Linked DNA regions of Homo sapiens: region 1 is linked to region 2. A link is an interaction called in ENCODE POLR2A ChIA-PET data of the cell type or tissue named here. Cell type or tissue: MCF 10A. All regions are shown on one strand. Each heading gives the region's core, and the rest is flanking DNA. Links, peaks and the distances in the headings are about the cores only.

What was found. ChIA-PET counts read pairs that join two places held together with the same protein. Peaks named below come from ENCODE experiments on the same cell type or tissue, not always from the same donor. Only the 100,000 strongest peaks of a DNase experiment are listed, where the experiment ranks them.
Region 1: POLR2A ChIA-PET joins it to region 2 with 5 read pairs; 7 of 35 experiments call an interaction of 5 or more read pairs at or near these places.

The regions. Positions count from the first base shown.
Region 1 is chr10:59,896,044-59,903,247 of GRCh38, forward strand. All of the region lies in intron 1 of CCDC6 (coiled-coil domain containing 6), which reads right to left. Among named protein-coding and RNA genes, the nearest start is that of CCDC6, 6.9 kb to the right of the region's middle. In MCF 10A, for the core only: no CTCF peak of the experiment used is centred there; no DNase peak of the experiment used is centred there.
Region 2 is chr10:59,962,768-59,967,767 of GRCh38, forward strand. No RefSeq gene overlaps it. Among named protein-coding and RNA genes, the nearest start is that of LINC01553, 4.4 kb to the left of the region's middle. In MCF 10A, for the core only: no CTCF peak of the experiment used is centred there; a DNase peak (open chromatin) is centred at 2,814.

The sequences.
Region 1 (7,204 bases), core at 2,205-7,204, 65 kb before region 2:
CACGGGGAGAGGATAACTAGAAGCTCCACAATGAAAAACGTTCCTGGACTCTGCCCTATATGCTTTTTCCCTTGACTGATTTTAACCTGCATCCTTTCCCTGTAATAAACTGTACCTGTGAGTATAAAAATAAGTAATTTAAAAAATAAAATTACAGTTTATTCCAAATGCTATCAAGGAAATTAAATGCATACATTTCATTAAAAATAAAAAATAAAAAGCAACCATGATCTGTGAAGTGTTGGGGGTAAGATATGGGGGGATGACCCTTCCCTCCTGGAGGACAAGCTCTTGCCATGGGTTATTCCCTCATCCAGCATCTCCACATCTGGGTGCTTACTGGCACCAAGCCCAGAGCTGGGCGTAGGGCTAGGGCACTGCACATTTGCTGAGTGACAGAAAAGAACCATATATGGGACAGCTAACAGGCAGTACAAACTTAAGTTAAAATAAGACATCAACACTTAAGGTCCAAATTTATAACTTCAAGACCAGGACAGTAAAAAGCAGCTAGCAGCTTTTGTAGACCAGAGTAAGTCTTTCTTTAAAAAAAAAAACAAACAAAAACAAGAACAAAAACAAACAAACAAAAAAAATTAAGTCACTAGGAATAGAGGTTTACCAGGGAGGAAAAAAAAATGGGTGTTATTGTTTAATGGGTACAGAGTTTCCTTTTGGGATGATGAAAAGTTCTGGATATGGATAATGGTGATGGTTGCAAAACACTGTGAATGTACTTAAAGCCACTGAATTGTACACTTACAAATGGTTAAAATGGTGAATTATATGTTGTGTATGTTTTTATCACAAAAAAAAATGCAAAAAAAGTCACTGGTACTCTTCTCTGGGTACCTAAGGTATTTCACAATATAAACCCCATGCATGCAAGGCTCAAAATGGCATAAAACAGTTAATATACTTTCCAAGGGACATAAACCCTTACCAGGTAGTGATTTGAACCTGAAGAAGTCTAACTCTACTTTATGGAGAATACACTTAAAACAGTACTCTTTGGTTAATAAAAACAATAAAATCACCTAGTCAATTTTTTCCTCAAAGATTAGTAGGGCTACTAAATGAAGTGAAGACACGATGTTTTGACTCAACGGATGTCTTTGTTTAGATAAACTCTGGTCTAGTGAAGAACTCCACCCCACAAAAAACATCTCTCAGTAGAATAAAAGTTATCATTTGAGTTGGTATATTAGGATAATTTTTTTTTTTTTTGAGATGGAGTTTCACTCCTGTTGCCCAGGCTGGAGTAAAATGGTGCAATCTCGGCTCACCGCAACCTCCACCTCCCGGGTTCAAGCGATTCTCCTGCCTCAGCCTCCCGAGTAGCTGGGATTACAGGCATGCACCACCATGCCCAGCTAATTTTTTGTATTTTTAGTAGAGAAGGGGTTTCTCCATGTTAGTCAGGCTGGTCTCAAACTCCCGACCTCAGGTGATCCGCCTGCCTCGGCCTCCCCAAAGTGCTGGGATTACAGGCGTGAGCCATCACACCTGGCCTATTAGGATAATTTTTAAAAAGTCAAGCTTGCATACAAGTAATTTCATGAGTTGAAAAGTTATCTATATGAAACTCCAGGTATAATTATTTTTCTCTCAGATCTGTCCCTTTTAGCCTCTCTAATTCAATCTCAACAAGCAGACAGCACAAAAGACTCAAACTGTTCACTTATAGAAGCAACAGGTGAAGTGTTTAACACAGGTAACTAGATTTCTAAGAATTTTCTTTAGGTCACCCATAATCCCTGCTGCTTTCATTCTTTTACTCTCGTCCTTCCTCCTATGGAAAACTTTTTGAATGATGACTTATGCCTGGCTGAACATCCCAACTCTGCTCTGCAGTACCAAGTGGCCTCATTTGATCCTCAGTGCCCTGAGATGCCCTGGTGGGTATTACCCAGATCACTTTGGACACACACCTGGCACCACAAGGCTGGATTGATCTGGAACAGATGCATGGAAGATTAGCCCATCAATCAGCACTGCTTTTGTAAAAAACTAGAATTCAAAATTTCCTATAAAATAGTACCTCTAATTTTACTGCAAGAAGTCTTTGCTTTCAGATAGTTTCGGATTAAAAACTTGAGAAATTCCGTCCATCCACCATTATTCCATGAAAGAAACAGGAATAGAGGGAAAAAAACCACCTAGATAATTTCCATGTACTGACAGATGCAGATTATGAAATTAAAATATCAATGACATTTCTTTTCAATCATCATCACATAAAAACAAAAATTAAAAACAAACCAAAAGCCTCCCAGTGCCACCTCAGCATAAATTGAGCAACAGCTCTCCCCATCTCTGCCTTACATAATAAACTACAAGCTAATTAAACTGTGAATGAATGTGATAACTTGTTACCCTTAAAGATATTCACAGAGATAGATGAACTTCATTTTGGAAGCTGGAAGGTAAAATTCCCCTCCCTGGGAACCCCTACAGGAGTCGGCCTAAGCTTCCCTTCCTGCATCCATGTGTGTGTTGGTTCCTTCTGCACTGCACAATCCCCAAGGCTGGAGAGAAAGGCTGTTTCCCTCTGCTCTGTATTCCCTACAGCACCAGGCCAGGGCCAGGCTGAATGAAAGTCAAGTGCAATCCTCGCTATGCTACCGGGAGAGCCCTAACATTCCTTTTGGATATTTGTATCCAGCACACAGTATTATAAGCACTTGACAGCTGAATCCTGCCTCTTTGAGGCTATATTTATTTTATTTATTACATGCCATTTTGTACCTTACTGAAGAAACAAAGGCGGGGGCAGAGAGGGGAGACCAGAAAAATCTCCCAGCAAAAAACAAATGAGTATTGTAATGAACTATAATCATTAAATTGCACTCCATATGTCTGATCCAGGAACCAATAAGTAAAGGGGAGGGTTAATTCTAAATGACCATCAATCATATTGTTAAGCCTTTTTTAAAAGAATACTTATCCCTAAAGAGAGAACCTACACAAAGTGACCTTTGCAATTTACTGGTATCAGGGTTGGAATAGACTTCACAGCTGTGCATTTCACAGCCATAAAAGATAAGAAAATTTGACAGCCTTGGAGAAGTAGGAAGAATCTGCAAGTTAACACCACCCCAAGATCCTCACAATTAAAAATATTTTCCAGAGGATTAGTTCCTCTGTCAAGAAAATTGCAACCATCACCAAGCAGGAACATATTGAACCTGTGAACATTTACTCTGCCAACTTTGACAATTCAATATACCTGAAAACAACCACAATGTGATTGAAAACAAAAAGCAACACCTACCCACTAAGGAAAAAAAGTATGCAGAGAGGACAGAAAAGATTACCATTATTCCTTACTCAGCCTGACTGCAGTTCAGTAGTTTGGATTAGCATTTTGAAGTGTAAACACAATTATTTCGGCAAGGCATGATTTAAGGAAAACACACACACACAAATACACTGTGGTGACACTTGTGTCTCTGCAAGACACAGCAGACGTAAGAATTCAACAATCCCCCTACCCTGTTTTCAGATGCTTCCCCCATCACTGCTACAGGTCACCAGTATTTATTTGCATTACTGCATCCCCCTGCAATGGGCCAGAGTTGTTTCCCAGTGGTGCATTTCAACATTAAAGAGTCATAGGAAACACCTGGAATGATCTGCCACCATCACCAAAACCAAGGCAGCAAATCTGAACACTTCCAATGGGGCTACTTTTTCCTCCAAGCCCTGCTCAGAAACACTTAGAAAGGAGAACCTGAAAATACTTTGTCCCCTTTCAGATAAAATGTTATCAGGAACACCCAGGTGTATGCTGCAAGGTAGCCCACATCACCCAAAGCTAGAAGGCAAGGGCACACTGATTGCAATGGTCCCCCAAAGTATACAATGCATCCATTCACATATCTGGTCTGTTTCATCAACTATGGTAAAGAAAGTGTTTGCTGTTGTGGCAGGGGAGTGGCTCTATGAAGACAAGGTCCCAGAGAGAGTGTTGGCACCTTCATCACAGAAAGAAACAAGTACATACATACCCGTGCCTCTGGAGCCAGCTCAACAAATTTCTGGGTGTTTCTCACATGCCAAGCACTGAGGAATGTGATGAACAAGGCAAATTCTGCCCCCAAAGAAATTTACACATGAACCGGGAAAGATCTCGATAGTCGAGTGTCAGTGACGTGGGGTGGGGGGGGTGGTGTCTATGGAACCACGGAAGTAGGTGCATACCCCAGTAGCAGGTGCATACCCCGGTGTGTGGCTGACAAAGAGGAAGTATCAGGGCATACCAGGAAGGGGTTCAGGTGGAGAAGGCAGTACAGTCTATTTCAACTGACAAGGTAGAAAAGAGGGGAGGAATACAGAAGAACATTTAAGGGGACGAGCGGCACCATTGAGGAGCCAGAGGAAATCTACTGAAGTTCTGGGTGCTAGTAGTAAAGGAGTGATGTGAGAGCTTAGAGAATGCACACTGGGCTAAACGCATGTAAGAGGTGTGGCTGTGAAGCAAGCAGGGCATTCCAATCATGCAGAGCCTGGTAAACCACCAGAAGGTTCACCTGGATCCAAGGACAATGGGGAGTCATTCAATATGTTTAAGCAAGCAATGGCTACCTTCAATTTTTGCTGTAGACCAGCCTCTCTGGTCCTGAACAAGAGTCACCACAAACCAGATACTGTGAATTCTCTAATGATTCCCCATCTCTAGCAAATAGGAAGCACTGTAAAAGACTGTCATGACCTTTAAAATTTCAGCTTTTGGCTGGGCATGGTAGCTCACACCTGTAATCCTAGCACTTTGGGAGGCAGAGGTGGGTGGATCACTTTAGGCCAGGAGTTCTGAGACCAGCCTGGACAACATGGTAAACACCACCTCCACTAAAAATACAAAACTAGGTGGGCATGGTGGCGCATGCCTGTAGTCCCAGCTAGTAGGGAGGCTGAGGCATGAGAATCACTTGAACCTGGGGGGCAGAGGTTGCAGTGAACTGAGATCGCACCACTGCACTCCAGTCTGGGTAATAAAGCTGTCACACACACACAAAAAAAACAAACGGTTTTTAAAAATTAAGTACAAATAGAGTATATGAAACACATAGAAGATACTTACAAATGTGAAAAAACTCGTAAATGCTGAAGAAATAGGAGAATGGCCTCTTTAAGAAGACTTGTGTACAGTTAGACCTAACTGTGAGGTCATATTTTCCTCAAAGTTGTGTCTAAAGTTGTGTGTTTCCATAAGAATCTAAGAAATACTTTTCTAAACGGGGGGAAAAAAGACATCACACTCTCATCGTCACATTTATAAAGGCAATATCGATTTGTAGCTTCAGAGTCTGACAAAAGTCTTAAAAATTGAAAATAACATATTAGACTTCCAGAGTAAATAATCCAAAATATACAACATCAACTATATGGCAGATTTTATTGGTTAATGAAACCATTACACTGTTGATGTTTAAAATAGCCAGGTTTTCTAATCATGCCAGACCAACATATTTTTCTATTATAACTTCAAAACACCTTGTACTTCTGTATTTCCCTTAACTTCTACAATAAAGGATTAATTTTACAGTCAGAGAGACACTTAAATATCAGTGATTTATTATAGGCCTTGATTTCCAAACCAAACACATACCAAAGGTCTGAAACTGCCTGGAAGAGGTACACACCCTAGAGAACCACCTGAGGCCCTGCTTATACACGGAGAATGCCAGCAACTAGCTGAGAACTTTGAAGCCATCCAATTACTGCCCACAATTGCATTTCCTCACCTTCTCTAAGACCACCACCCCACAATAACCCTCACTACACTGAATCATATAATCCACAATCACATTCTCACTCATAGGACAAACCAACAGATCTGGCCTAACATACAAAAGCTACTCAAAAAGGTGACTATGCATTTGTTTATTTCCCCTACTCCAAAAAAAAGAAATTATGATCTGTAATCAGTAGCCTGATTCCCCTGCTGACTTCATGGGGAAAATTGAATAATCACTCAAAATATTCTATTCCACTTTTAAGCCCCAAATAAAATGGCCTAGGGCAGGCTATAACTCACAGGTGCACTGGGCGCTTGTGGACACGACTGAAAGACTGCTTACTGTTGATTGTCTCCCACAGATGATGTTTACCACTATTATACAGATACTGAGAACACAGGCCCATGAAACTAGTCGTTCATTAAATGGGTAGTTTGACCAGAATAGCCGCTTACATACCAGAAGAGACCATTGGTTAAGAGCTTCTATTAGCCTTTGGACTTGGCTTTAAAAAGGGCATAACAGAGATATTACTATACACCTATTGGAATGGTCAAAATCTAGAACACTGACTACAGCAAATGTTGGTGAGCAACAGTAACTCTTTTTTTTTTTTTTTTTTTTTTTGAGATGAAGTCTGGCTCTGTCACCCAGACTGGAGTGCAGTGGTGCGACATTGGCTCACTGCAACCTCCACCTCCTGGGTTCACGCCATTCTCCTGCCTCAGCCTCCAAAGAGGCTGGGATTACAGGCATGCAACACCATCCCCAGCTAATTTTTCTGTATTTTTTTCAGTAGAGATGGGGTTTCACCATGTTGGCCAGGCTGGTCTCGAACTCTTGACCTGAGGTGATCCGCCTGCCTTGGCCTCCCCAAAGTGCTGGGATTACAGGCATGAGCCACCGCGCCCGGCCCCGCCAAAGCAACTCTTATTCACTGTTGGTGGGAATGAAAAACGATGCAGCCACTTTGGAAGACAGTTTGGCAATTTCTTATAAAACTAAACATACTCTTACCATATAATTCAGCAATCATGCTCTTTGGAATTTACCCAAATGAACTGATATCTTTCCAGACAAAACCCTTCATATGAATATTTCCAGCAGCTTTATTCATAATTGCCAAAAGGTGGAAACAACCAAGATGCCCTACAGGAGGTGAAGAGATAAATTATGATACATCCAAACAATGAAATACTATTTAACTCTGAACAGAAAACAAGATATAGGAGTTGGGGAACATGGAAGAAACTTAAATGCATTTACTAAGTGAAAAGTCTGCATACTGTATGATTCCAACTATATGACATTCTGGAAAAGGCAAAACTAAGGAGAGAGTAAAAAAAATCAGTGGTTGCCAGGAGTTTGCAGGGAGGGAAAGATGAACAGAGCGTGGAAGACTTCCAGGGCAGAAAAACTCTGCGTAATACTATAATGGTGGACACATGTCATTATACATTTGT
Region 2 (5,000 bases), core at 1-5,000:
CTCTGGCCTTTTATTTCCCCACCTATGAAATGAGATTAGAAATTCCTGCTCTGTCTGCCTTATAGAAATCTTATGAGCTTTAAATTAAATGAAGATAATAATGATAACGCCATTACATTTGACATTTAGTAAGTACTTACTGTGTGCCAGGCATTGTGTTAAGCCAGACACCGTGCTAAATTTAGTGGCTTAAAACAACAACCATTGTATTTGCTCACAATTCTGTGAATCAGCAATTTGGGCTGGACTCCGCTGCATGGTATTTCTGCTTTTCTTGCCTGGGATCATGGATGTGACTGCAAATTATCTGCCAGCTCTGATGGCCTAACTAGTCTTCTCTTGTATGTGTGGTGATTGGAAATGGCTACAACTGGTTAGCCGAGGGGGCTTCAACGGGGAGTTTGTCTCTCTTCCATGTGATCTTTCATCCTTCTGTAGGTTAGATCAGGCTTCTTCACATGGGAGTTTCAGAGCAGAATTCCAAGAGGTGAGAGAAGCTGCAAGCTGCTTGTATTCTAGGCCTGGAATACATATCATTTCTACCATATTCTGTTGGTCAAAGCAAATCACAGGATCTAGGTATAACCTAGATCCATGGGGGAATAAAACATCACCTTTTGATGGGAGGAGTAGAAAAGTCACATTGCAAATGGATAGGTGTATAGGAACAGGAGGATCTATCATAGCCATCTTTGTGCACAATCTATTGTACTTGTCAACATACAATCTCACTTAATCTGAATAGCAACCCTATTATTCTCATTGGACAAGTGAGGAAACTGAGGCACAATGACTTGTTGAAAGTCACTTAGTCAATAAGTGTCTAAGCTGGGAGATGAACCCAGGCAGCCTGACTCTAGAGGCCATCCTCTATTTTAATGGTCTTCAAAATGGAAATCACATTGTGGTAGAGATTACTCGTGTTTATCTATATCCAGTTTTTGCCTTCTGGGGCACATGGAAACCACACTTCCCATCCTTTAGAATTTAATTGTGGCCATGTAACTTGTTCTGGGCCAATGAAGGCATTTAACAGCAGGTGTAAATTCTTCATTCTCTTTCATCCTCTGCCTCTGTGTCCCTAGAAACCGCTGGTTAAAATGGTGGAATTATAAGATAGAAGTAGACTGGATTGCCAAGTTCCTATTGGAAAGGAAGCTGCCTGACCTGCAGCAGAAAAGAAATAAAATTGCACGTGTTAAGCAGCAGATTTTCTGATTTATTATTTTAGTGAAGCCAGTTCTTTTCTAATACAAGCCTCATTGTATTATTGTGCTTATAAAGTGAATCTGTAATTATATAAAAATTGTAGTTAAAGGCTGGGCACAGTGGCTTATGCCTGTAATCCCAGCATTTTGGGAGGCCAAGGCGGGTGGATTATGAGGTCAGGAGATCGAGACCATCCTGGCCAATACAGTGAAACCCCATCTCTACTGAAAATACAAAAAAATTAGCCAGGTGTGGTGGCGCACGCCTGTAGTCCCAGCTACTCAGGAGGCTGAGACAGGAGAATCACTTGAACCCGGGAAGTGGAGGTTGCAGTGAGCCAAGATCACGCCACTGCACTCCAGCCTGGGCGACAGAGTGAGACTCCATCTCAAAAATAAGTAAATAAATTGTAGTTAAACAAAAAAGAATAAAGAAAAATTTAAAAGTCATTCTAAATCCTACTCCTCAGGGTCAACAATTCTCAATCTCTTGGCGAATGTCACTTCAGATAACTCTCTGTGTATAAAAATACACAATTTGTATAAATAATTTCATGCTTCCCATATTGTTAGGTAGTCTCCTTTTATCATCAAACAGTATTATTTCAAAATTCTTCTTAGTCAAATAAGAGAGGCGTATGTAGGAAACTCTTAATTATATAACACACAATAAGAAGGCTTTTGAGAATGTATGTAAGAGTACAGGTTCTGCATCAGAGTACTTGAGATCAAATCCTCATCCCATCATTGATTTAGAGAAAGTTACCTCATCATACTGTGCTTCAAGTTCTTCAACTGTAAAAGGAGGATAAGAATAGTAAGAATAGTACCTACTCCACAGTCAGGAGTAAATAAAATTAGGTTTTATTTAACATTTTGTACAATACCTGGCATGTTGTTGACATTCAATAAATGTTCATTTGATAACAGGGTAGCAAATTTACACATTCTATTGAAATGTGCAAAGAAAATATAGCTTCTTCCTTTTTTTTTTTCTTTTTTTTTTCAAACGGTCTTGTTCTGTTGCCCAGGCTGTAGTACAATGGCGCGATCTTGACTCACTGCAACCTCTGTCTCCCAGGTTCAAGCAATTCTTCCGCCTCAGCCTCCCAAGTTGCTGGGATTATAGGCATGTGCCCCCACACCTGGCTAATTTTTGTATTTTTAGTAGAGATGGGGTTTCACCATGTTGGTCAGGCTGGTCTTGAACTCCTGACCTCAAATTATCCACCTGCCTCAGCCTCCCAAAGTGCTGGGATTACAGGCATGAGCCACTGCACCTGGCCTACTTCTTTTAATAGATTTTTCTCCTAACCCTTTGCTGGATAGCAGGGTGTGGCTCATGGTGGTGGAAGAAACCATGTTACATTTTGGTTTTAAAATCCTTTCAAGGAAATATTTAATCAGTCTAAAGTCCATCTTTATAATGAGACTGTTGCCCCCACACTATGTAATTTTCTTTTAAAGATTTCTTTGTATAGGGTAAAAGCTTATGAGGTTTCCTGGTGACAGAGGAAATTTACCTGTTATCTTTCTTAATCTGTCTGGCCATGGAATGGATGATTAGTCACTGCACTGGCATCTATTGCAGGAAAACTGGTTCCTTTGGGTCTTTTGGTAAACAATGGTATCCGTTGCTGCCTTGACATGCCTGACTTGACATTGCCTCCAGTCACTGAAGGTCCTGAGCTTGCAGGCCTTCTTTTCCCAACTCTAGGCCTCTGCAATTCCAACAGTCTTCCCAGACTCTCCCTATTTCCTCACTGGCACACACAGGAACTTTCTAGATTCACTGCATACCATGTACAGACCATAGGGAACAAAGAGCACTACCTGCCTGTCCTATTTCTCTTCAACCCATCCACTCTAACCCTCTGCCAGAGGCTGGCAGAGTGCCTTGCATGGAGGTCTCATTCCAGTGTTTCAAAGTGGGAGTAGATCAAAACTCCCTCTGTTTTGGCTTTTTATTCAACCTAAGTAACAACCCTCTGCCATTCCGGCCAAATTCAGTTCACATGTCAGATAGCCTGCTTCCTTTACGTTTCCTTACTCTCTTGTCCATGCTTTTTAGGTGCTGATTGGGATAGGCCTTCTCCTTTATCTTCTTGTTTGCAGGAACTTCCCTTACACCATTAAGCTCCACTGCTCAACTTTGATGACAGAAAGGTTGAATCCCTACATGATAAGAAACTGCATGACTCTTGATATGAGAACTACGGGTCACTTAAGAACTAGAGTTAATTATAAATACAAATATATTTAATACTCTCTAATATTGCCCCATTATAATATTATCATTATCATCAGCATGTAGGACATGCTTATTTCTTTCTCAGTGCCCTTCGACTTTTCCTGTGATCTTGCATTGCCCACCACATTCTAGATTTTCTAGCTGATTTGCCTGTTAAAAGGCAGTAGGAAGGCAGTCCACCTGCTGTTTGCTTGGAATACAGGAAATGAACATCATACCATATGGGCTGTTTAACATCCACCCACATGGCCCCAGACACAAGCATCAGATCCTCTGGCAACTGTGGGCCAGGCACAACTGGGGTGGCTGCTTTACTTAGGAATGACATATTTTAAAAAATCTTCTTAATTAAATTTGTATCGCACTGAAACAAAATTAATTTTTGGTCTTTCTATTGACTACAAACTGACCGAGGGTCTCTCTGATTGTCCATTGTACATATAAGCCTAAAAATGAATAGTAAATGTTTATATCATTGGCAACTGCATAATTATCACTCTCACCTAGCAGTGCTGACCGTACATAGATTAAATAAAAAACTCTGAATGTGAGGCAAGGGGCTGCCACTGAGACCTTTCCTAAATGTGTACTCCTGCCTCAACTACCACACTTTGTCATTTATTTCTTTAAATCAAGACACAGTTTTTTATACCTTAATGTAAATGGGTTTGCCAAACAATTTAAAAGTTAATTTTTGTCAAGGGAAGGAAACTTAGGCTCCTATATCTCTGGGAGAATGAAGATTTATATACCAAAGGAGAGACAGGTATAGAAAAGGAAGTGTGGGGAAGCAACACAAACTTTACAGTTTATCAGAAGCAGGTGCTTAGGAGGAGTGCTATCTGGAAGAGAGGCCTACTGCATTGCCATAGCTCTGTAACAGGCCGCAAAGTGATCCCAGTTGTACAGGTCAGTTAGGGTGCTTCACCAGGTGCTTTTTCAGCTGATGTGGACCGGTATTGCCCCACAACAATTGAGAGGTGGTGGAAGCAGAGGGCCAGCATCTGCATGCTTGGGTAAACCTACCTAGTAAAGTTGAGATGGTATCTCTTGACTTCTCTTCATGGCTGCAGGCTCTCATTCTTTGAAACATGATCCCTTAATACCCAGCATGTAGCTAGCTGCAGGAATATGTCTGAATGAACTCCCTGCAGAGGCCAGGTGGGTCCTGTCAGTGCAACAATTATCAGCTGGACTTGGACACTATCTTCATATCTATCTTCATAGTTATCTATAGTAGTATATCTCCTCCCCATGTCTCTCAGATATACACAGGTATTCTCAATAAAAAGAGTCAAACGGGGAAGATATCTTAAGGAGGAGCTACTAAAAATACAAAAAATTAGCCGGGCGCGGTGGCGGGCGCCTGTAGTCCCAGCTACTCGGGAGGCTGAGGCAGGAGAATGGCGTGAACCCGGGAAGCGGAGCTTGCAGTGAGCCGAGATTGCGCCACTGCAGTCCGCAGTCCGGCCTGGGCGACAGAGCGAGACTCCGTCTCAAAAAAAAAAAAAAAAAAAAAAAAAGAGTGAACAGCAGAAAAG